Regions from separate parts of the Homo sapiens genome. Here region 2 is linked to region 1. A link is a loop called in an ENCODE intact Hi-C map of the cell type or tissue named here. Cell type or tissue: CD4-positive, alpha-beta T cell. All regions are shown on one strand. Links, peaks and the distances in the headings refer to the core of each region. The heading gives the core; the rest is flanking DNA.

Region 1 (4,399 bases), core at 273-4,272:
ATTGGATAATGATTTATTGTCCAAAAACCTGACAATGTAGAGATAAAAACTGTCACTTTTAGGAAGTCTCTTGAATTTACTTTGACTCTTCAAGGGTCTCTGCCACAACCCTGAGATAATAGAGCTTTTGGAAAAAGCCAACCAGAGATTTGGTCCCAGACTGTTTCCTTCAAGATCTGGTAGGAGTGTGGAGAGAAGGAGGGGGAACTGACATGTTTTGTGTCTACAAACAGCACATTTGAGGACAGGGCTGTGTCTTATTCACTACTGCATTCTTAGTATCATGCACTCAATAAATCTACATGGTAGAAATGCATTTAAATTCATTTTAATTTCCAGCTTGCTCTTGTTTCCAGTAAAAGAGAGATGGTTAAAACCTATCTTCATTCTTTATATCCACAAAATTCGACCTTATGCTAGCTTGGCAAATAAGGCAGCCTTGTGAAAAATTGTCAAAAACTATTCAATATTACAAGAACCAAAGTGTCTTAGTCCAACCCGCTTAGGTGCAAATGAGACAACAGAGGTCTATAGAGTCCAAGTGACTTATTGTAGGCTACACAACCAGTTGGAGACAAAAACAGGACTAGAACTCAGGACTTCAGGTAAATCCAAAGTCTTTCTTCAATGCTTCTATGATTTAGAGAGCAGGCACATGTAGCTCTAAAATAATGTTTTTCCCGTATGTTAGGTACTGACAGCTTCCCATATGTCAAGATCTTACACCATACCTGTGGCCCCTTTTGCAACCACCATTCCCATTTTCCTAGTGCTACCTCTGCCACCAACCAAACAGCTGTACATGCGTGTACTCCATACCACACTTCGATTCCACAGCATCCATATATATGGGCCCACCCAAAAAATGCCAACTATAAGCCCATCATTTTCAAATTTGGGGGGACATGATTTATAAAAAAAACACAATAAATGATCATTGCAAGACCGCAGAGCAGGTAACTGTGTCATATACCACATCTGAACATTGGAAGGGCTAGGCCAGAGAAGCAGTAAACCAGGAAGCCCCTTGGAGTCATAAGGGAGTGGTCTGGCTTTGCAAACATCGTGGATCAGAGATACCAAGGAGATCCACCTCAAGATACCAGGATGAAACAGAAGAGTAATCTTCAAGAAGTGCTTACCATTGCCTAATTCCGTGCTTGTAGAAAGCATTCCAGGGGCTGTTACTAAAGAAAACGAAAATCGCCCCCAAAGAGTTCTGGACTCAAGTCAACCAGTGGAACAGCATTTAAAAAGATATTTGTCTAGGGAGGGATTATAGATTTTCTAAACTCCATTTCTAATAATTGGAGCGGCACATGTGGCTGGTAACTTGATAAAAATGAATACACGAAGGCCGTTATAACAGATGGAGCATTTTAGTCAAAAAATAACAAGCCATTTCTTCCTCGGGCAAAAGGAGCCAACTAATTGAATGTGGTGGGAACGTAAAAATTCAGAGCCTCAAGCACATGAAGTCACTTAGACATTTATGGCTTGGGATGAACTTGAAAAATATAGTAAAGAAAAATCTACAATGAGCAACAGATTTATGGGCTTAAAATGTACTTCCATTTGCCCTTAAAAAGCCTTCTGGGAAGAAATTTTCATTATATTTTGGACAACATGATGTTCTATCTTCTGTATCTAGAAAGTTCAAACCGGGCTAACCAGTGATGACGGAAAAGAAAATTGTATTATACCTTGATATTTTTGTGTTTCTGTTCAGTATTTTCTCAACTGAGACCACTTAGTGCCTTGTATTGATCATCATTTCATATTTATTGAGTGCCAGTGCTCAATACAACACACAGAAGATATGATGAAAACTACATCAGCGAAGTGGAGTAGAAGGTAGGGTAATGTTCCAGTAAGTTTGGGCAGTTACCTAAAACCAGAAGCATTTCTATCAGCAGGGTTCTAAGCACAGGTTATTCTTTTAAATGTCTTGGGATTGTGAAGGAGGATAGAAAGGGAGGATCTGGAAGAAGCCTTTGAAAATAGCTGTCTAGAATTGTGTTGATACAGTTTAAACTCTCTAAACCATACTATTCTGCTTATAATAATCAAGACTATTAAGAGATGGGGTGTCGGAAGTGACAAGTGACTCCTTAAAAATAAAGTTGGTCTCCAATTTAAGTTTAAAAATAATGTAGTATTTGATTATATATAATCCAAAGTATAACACACATACTGATTTTTAAATAGGAAGGAAGGAAGGGAGGGAGGGAGGGAAGGAAAGAGAAAGAAAGAGAAAAGAAAGAAAGAAAAAGAAAGAAAGAAAGAAGGAAAGAAAGAAAGAAAGAAAAGGAAAGAAAAAAAGAACAGAAAAGAAAAGAAGAATTTCAAATAATTTATATACAGTGAACACTTTACGCTCCAAGAGGTGAGGCATAATTCCCCATTCTTTAAGTATGGCGTGTGTATAGAAACTCATTTTCAAAGAGCACAGTGTGAACGCGAGGGGAAAAGTAACTTCATAGTGGAGAAATCTGGCAAACACTACCTCAGTCAGGTTACCAACAGGTTACCTCCATCAAACATCAACAGTGAGAAGTCACATTGATAGCATGCACCCTTGATATGATATGGTGGTCTTCCTCTCCAAATCCATAAACCCAGTCTACTCATGAGAAAAACATCAGATACATTCCACTTGAGGAATAGTCTACAAAATACCTTACCAAAACTCAATATATTCAAAAGCAAGGAAATTCTGAGATACTGTCACAGCCCATAGGAGTCTAAGAAGACATACTGAATGTAATGTGGCATCCTGAATGGGATTCTGGAAGAGAAAAAGAATATTAAGTAAAAACTAAGGGAATCTGAATAAAGTATGAACTATATTTAAAATTGGTTCATTTATTGTGACAAATACACCATAATAATTTAAGGTGCTAAAAATAGGAAAAACTGGGTGATGAATTTATGGGAACTCCTTGCTATCTTTTCATGTTTTCTGCATTTTTCTAAAACTACTAAAAGAAAATTTTATTTTAAAAAATAAAATGGAAGGTGGTTGCAGCAAAGAAACAATAGAAGAGGTGAGCATTAAAAGGAAATGGAAGTTAACATCAAAAGTAGGAGCTCTCATGAATAGGGCTGCAATGAACATTCACGTGCATGTGTCTTTATGGTAGAATGATTCATATTCTTTTGGGTATATACCCAATAATGAGATTGAGATTGCTGGGTCCAACGGTAGTTCTGTTTTTAGCTCTTTGAGGAATCACCACACTGCTTTCTGCAATGGTTGAACGAATTTACACTCCTACCAACAGTGTATAAGCGTTCCCCTTTCTCTGCAACCTCACCAGCATCTATTATTTTTTGACTTTTTAATAATAGCCATTCTGACTGGTTCGTGAGATGGTATTTCGTTGTGGTTTCGATTTGCATTTCCCTAATGATCAGCGATATTGAGCTTTTTTCATATGCTTCCCGGGCCACATGTATGTCTTCCTTTGAAAATTGTCTGTTCATGTTCTTTGCCCACTTTTTAATGGGGTTGTTTGGGGGTTTTTGGGCAAATTAAAAGAAATGAAATCAACCTAAATGCCCACCAATGATAGACCAGATAAAGAAAGTGTGGTACATATACAACATGGACTACTACCCAGCCATAAGAAAGCACAAGATCACGTCCTTTGCAGGAACATGGGTGGAGCTGGAGGCCATTATCCTTAGCAAACTAACACAGGAACAGAAAACCAAATACTGCATGTTCTCACTTATAAGCAGAAGCTAAATGATGAGAACACATAGACACAAAGAAGAGAACAGCAGACACTGAGGCCTATTTGAGGGTGGAGGACGGGAGGAGGGAGAAAAGCAGAAAAAAATAACTATTGAGTACTAGGCTTAGTATCTTAGCATTGGGACCATACAACAAACCCGTGTGACAGGAGTTTACCTACATAACAAACCTGCATATCTACCCTTAACCTAAAATATAAGTTAAGGAAAAAAAAAAAAAAGTAGGAGCTCTCAACCCAGTGGAGTCTTGAATGTTAGCACTGGGGAAAAAAAGTCAAAATTCATGGTTAAATGCCAAAGAGAACTGTTTGGAACAATGTGTTAAGAACAGCTGTGAGATATTCATAAGCACAATTAGCACCTTGACTGACTGGCAGTCAAAAATAAACCAGCTGTAGGGGAGTGAGCAGGCCAGGGTCATAAACAGTTCCTGCAATGCCTTCGAAATGAGACAAGGCAGCCCGCAAGAGGAAAGTGTTAGGTAAACAGAGGCCAGATTTGTAACAAGAACTCCTGTGTTATGTGTTCTCTCTGGTGTTTCTAATTAAGAGTAAGAGTTGAACCTCATTTTTTCAAAATTATCATTTTGACATTTTTTTCACTTTTATAAAGGCTTTTATGTCTAGATACCGCAGCGCAT
Region 2 (4,399 bases), core at 70-4,069, 470 kb after region 1:
AGTCTTGCTCTGTTGCCCAGGCTGGAGTACAGTGGCACGATCTCGGCTCATGGCACACTCCGCCTCCCGGGTTCATGCCATTCTCCTGCCTCAGCCTCCTGAGTAGCTGGGACTGCAGGGGCCCGCCACCACGCCCGGCTAATTTTTTTGTGTTTTTAGGAGAGACGGGGTTTCATCCTGTTAGCCGGGATGGTCTCGATCTCCTGACCTTGTGATCCGCCCGCCTCGGCCTCCCAAAGTGCTGGAATTACAGGCGTGAGCCACCACGCCTGGCCGAACTCCTGACTTTTAAGTGATCTGCCAGCCTCAGGCTCCCAAAGTGCTGGGATTACAGGTGTGAGACACCACGACTGGCCATGATTTCAATTTTATGAGTTTTGACGGGGATCTATATGGAAATTTTTTTTAGAGTATTTAAGTACTAAAAATCTACAGCCTTTCATAGAGTAATAGTCTGGAAAGTATGTGACATGAGCATAAGCAAACACCTTGCCAGATGGGGTATAGTAATAACATATTTTAGTGGTTACCTTCAACTGTGAATAGAACACAGTTTATGGGTTAGGGAGAGATGTTTTATTCTCTTCCTTTAATTTCAACAGGCTAATTGGGAAGAGTGTATACTAATGTTGCTACATTTCTGTTTAGTGGCTATCATATGTCATTAACTCACAGTATAAGGCAATTGACTCATCTACTTTGGGTTTCTGAAATAAGGTAATGAGAATAGATAATGAATTTATCTTTTCTTTTTCTGCAATTACCTTTTTATGGGGCAGAACTTATAAAAAATAAGGATTTTAGGATACGATTTGTAGCTGTAGCAGTGCTCTTTGGCACTCATTCATATAACAATGTAATATACATGCTTAAGATTTTTCCCCTAGTAAAATGATGGGTTTTCTTTAAATTACTGTTCTCTGTCCTCTTTAGTAACGGATATACATTTGTAAAATTACAGACTGGGGTTAGGAGTGCAGACTGTTATTGTATTGTGTTCTTGTGCAAAAAAACCCCAGGTGTATCATGGGAATACATCTTTGACCTTGGACTTCCTTGTGTCCTGCTGGCAGAGGTCACTAGTTTTGACACCTGGTGAGAGATGTGAAGTGTTCCTTTATTTACTTATATTTATTTATTTATTTATTTGAGGCAGGGTCTTGCTCTGTCACCTGGGCTGGAGTGCAGTGGTGTGAACATGGCTCACTTTACCCTCCAACTCCTGGGCTTAAGCAGTCCTCCTACCTCAGCCTCCTGAGTAGGTAGGACTACAGACGAGCAGCACCATGCCCAGCCAATTTTTTTATTTTTAATTTTTTGTAGAGAGAGGATCTCACTATGTTGCTCAGGCTGGTCTCGAATTCCTGGACTCAAGCAGTCCTCCTGCCTCCCAAAGTGTTGGGATTATTGGTGTGAGCTGCTGTGCCCAGCCAATGCTTCTTTTATATATTTATTTAGATTTGGTGTTTGATTTTTTTGTTAATAAGGGACCTTCTCAAAGATACTTTTAAATGAAAAGACAAAGGGTCAGAAAATACTGGTTTTTTTTTTTTGGAAACAGTCTCATTCTGTGACCCAGACTGGAGTGCAATGGCGTTGATCTTGGCTCACAGTGACCTCCGCTTCCTGGGTCCAAGTGATGCCCCTGCCTCAGGCTCCTGAGTAGCTGGGACAGGCTCATGCCACCATGCTTGGCTAATTTTTTTGTACTTAAGTAGAAATGGGGTTTCGCCATGTTGGCCAGGCTGGTCTTGAAATCCTGACCTCAAGTGATCCATCCTCCTCGGCCTCCCAAAGTGCTGGAATTACTGGCGTGAGCCACTGCCCCTGGCCGGTTGGCTGCTATTTTAACTTAAGGGGTAGAAGACTGGAAAGGAGGACACATGCAATACAGTGTGTATGAGTATGTGTGTATTTATATATGCTTGTTGTGTGTGCTTAGAGTGACTCTAGAAAGCTGTGGAAGAGACTGATAACAATGCTGTTGGGGTAGGTAGATTATGTAGTCAGATGTCAGAGAGACTTATTTTCATGTGTAACCTTTTGAACTGTTGATGTTCTTATTACCATTTTGAAAAAAAAATTGAAAAATCGAGGCATGTGGTTAAGCTTTTAAAAACTTTATTTCTTTGGATTTGGATAGGATGGTCAAAAGAAGGGGGAAAATGATGTTAATTTCTCCTGTGCTTTTCAGTCAGTTCTTAAAGAGCTGTAACTGTATATTTCTGTAAACACTTATTTTCATTTTTCAGACTTGTTGGCAGAATTAGAGTAGTGGTATGATTAACAAGTGTTGTTTCTGTTTCATGACTGGGTCCTTAGACCAGTGGTGAATCAGTGATGATTTTTTTTTTTTTTTGAGCCACAGTCTTGCTCTGTCTCATCCAGGCTGGAGTGCAGTGGTGCGATCGGCTTACTGCAGCCTCTGCCTCCAGGGTTCAAGTGATTCTCCTGTCTCAGCCTCCTGAGTAGCTGGGACTACAGGCATGTGCCACCATACCTGGCTAATTTTGTATTTTTAGTAGAGACGGGATTTCACCATGTTGGACAAGCTGGTCTTGAACTCCTGACCTAAGGTGATCCACTGGCCTCTGCCTCCCAAAGTGCTGAGATTACAGGCGTGAGCCACCGCACCTGGCCAACTGGTGAATTTTGAATCCTATCCAAGCTTGATACTTAGAAAATAATTTAGTGCAAACTTTAGGAGGTTTTGGTTGTCCAGAAGTACTACATTTTGTCTTATTTCAAAGGTATTGCTTTGCCAAGGGTTTGGACATTAGGTGAATATTGGGGTTCTCATAGTGGTTGACTTTAATAATTATAGTATTTGGCACAATGGGATTTGTGGAACTATGGCTTCTGATACTGCACCGATCCTGTCATGACTTACAAACTTAGATGTATGTGTTATTGATGTCAAGGTGACAGATATATTAGATTTTAATGCTATTTTTGGTTGCAGTTGGTGTCATTTGCAATTGTGTCACTTGCAGCTTTTTGTTGGCTATTTAGTTTACCAGTAAAGGGGCTTGCCTTCTAGTTGTGCTCATTTTCAACTTCAACTGGAGCAACCTCAGAGAAAGGGAGCACCTGTTTTGGTGCACAGAATTGTGCTGCACTGTGACTTTGACACTAGCCTTCCTTTGAGGGCACTGTCATGGCCCTCTTCTCAGCAGTAACAGGAGACTAGGTAGGAGAGTCTTTGTCTCATTTTTGGCAGTGAACTCTCAGTATGTTACTGTGGTGAAGAGCTGGTCTCGAGCTCCTGACTTCAGGTGATCCACCTTGCCTTGGCCTCCCGAAGTGCTGGGATTACAGGCGTGAGCCACCATGCCCGGCCGATTAGATGTTTCAAGAAAAAGAAGATTGTACCTTTCTTAAAAATAAAGTTTTTTGGTCGGGCGCAGTGGCTCATGCCTGTAATCCCAGCACTTTGGGAGGCTGAGGTGGGTGGATCACCTGAGGTCAGGAGTTTGAGGAAAAAATTCGCAAGGTGTAGTGGCGGGTGCCTGTAATCCCAGCTGCGGAGGCTGAGGCAGGAGAATCACTTGAACCCGGGAGGCGGAGGTTGCAGTGAGCCAAAATCGCACCACTGCACTCCAGCCTGGGTGAAGGAGTGAAACTCCGTCTCAAAAAAATTTTTGCTTTCCGGAGTGGAATCCCTACTTTTCTCCAGGCAACACTGCTCTGGTTGACAACTGACAACTGCTTTATCAGTCACTTCAAATATATATGTTAAATTTTACACAAACGTTAACATGGATTCTCACTAAAAATCCATATGGCACAACACAGGGTATGTATACATGCAGAAATAACTGAAGGGTTATCAGGAACTTATGCACACACATTTTCTGTACTCTTCATTTAAAAACATGCTTTTATAAACCTAAATGAATTTTATTACTTAATTTTATTCAGTGAATTTAGAAAATACTCGTTCAAAGGAGTATAGAATTGTACTTTTCTACTTTTATGGATTTAGAGTCAGTACTCAGAAACGTCGACGTTCTGAATGACAGAGCATGGATGAGTTACATTTATTGGTGCTAATGTCTTTAGGTTGTATTCTGAAGCTGTATGAGGATTCTGAAGTTATGGTGCCTCAATTTTGTAAGGCATACATAAGAAGTAAGATACAAATGATAAGGAATTTTGATTGCTCTTAAATGTAAATTTAAGAGTTTTGGAGGGAAAATCTGAACAGCTGTAGCTTAGGAACCCTGAATGCTTCTCATAAAGGACAGTACTTAGAAGAATGACCATTATATAAAGTTTCTTATATCCCATTAGAGAAGAAGTTTGGATAATTATATTGTTTTAAAAAAATTTACATGCCATAACATGTTGCCTGCATGAAGTTACACTATTTGATTGAAGATTAAGCATTAGGCTTCTT

The links. Peaks named below come from ENCODE experiments on the same cell type or tissue, not always from the same donor. Only the 100,000 strongest peaks of a DNase experiment are listed, where the experiment ranks them.
Region 2: it touches region 1 in a loop (2.2-fold over the local background); 3 of 110 quality-filtered maps call a loop at or near these places.

What each region holds. Positions count from the first base shown.
Region 1 is chr3:177,652,855-177,657,253 of GRCh38, reverse strand. The region is part of intron 3 of LINC00578 (long intergenic non-protein coding RNA 578); the gene reads right to left. Among named protein-coding and RNA genes, the nearest start is that of LINC02015, 160 kb to the left of the region's middle. RefSeq lists silencers at 3,999-4,293, 4,207-4,399. In CD4-positive, alpha-beta T cell, for the core only: no CTCF peak of the experiment used is centred there; no DNase peak of the experiment used is centred there.
Region 2 is chr3:177,182,761-177,187,159 of GRCh38, reverse strand. All of the region lies in intron 1 of TBL1XR1 (TBL1X/Y related 1), which reads left to right. Among named protein-coding and RNA genes, the nearest start is that of TBL1XR1, 13 kb to the left of the region's middle. In CD4-positive, alpha-beta T cell, for the core only: no CTCF peak of the experiment used is centred there; no DNase peak of the experiment used is centred there.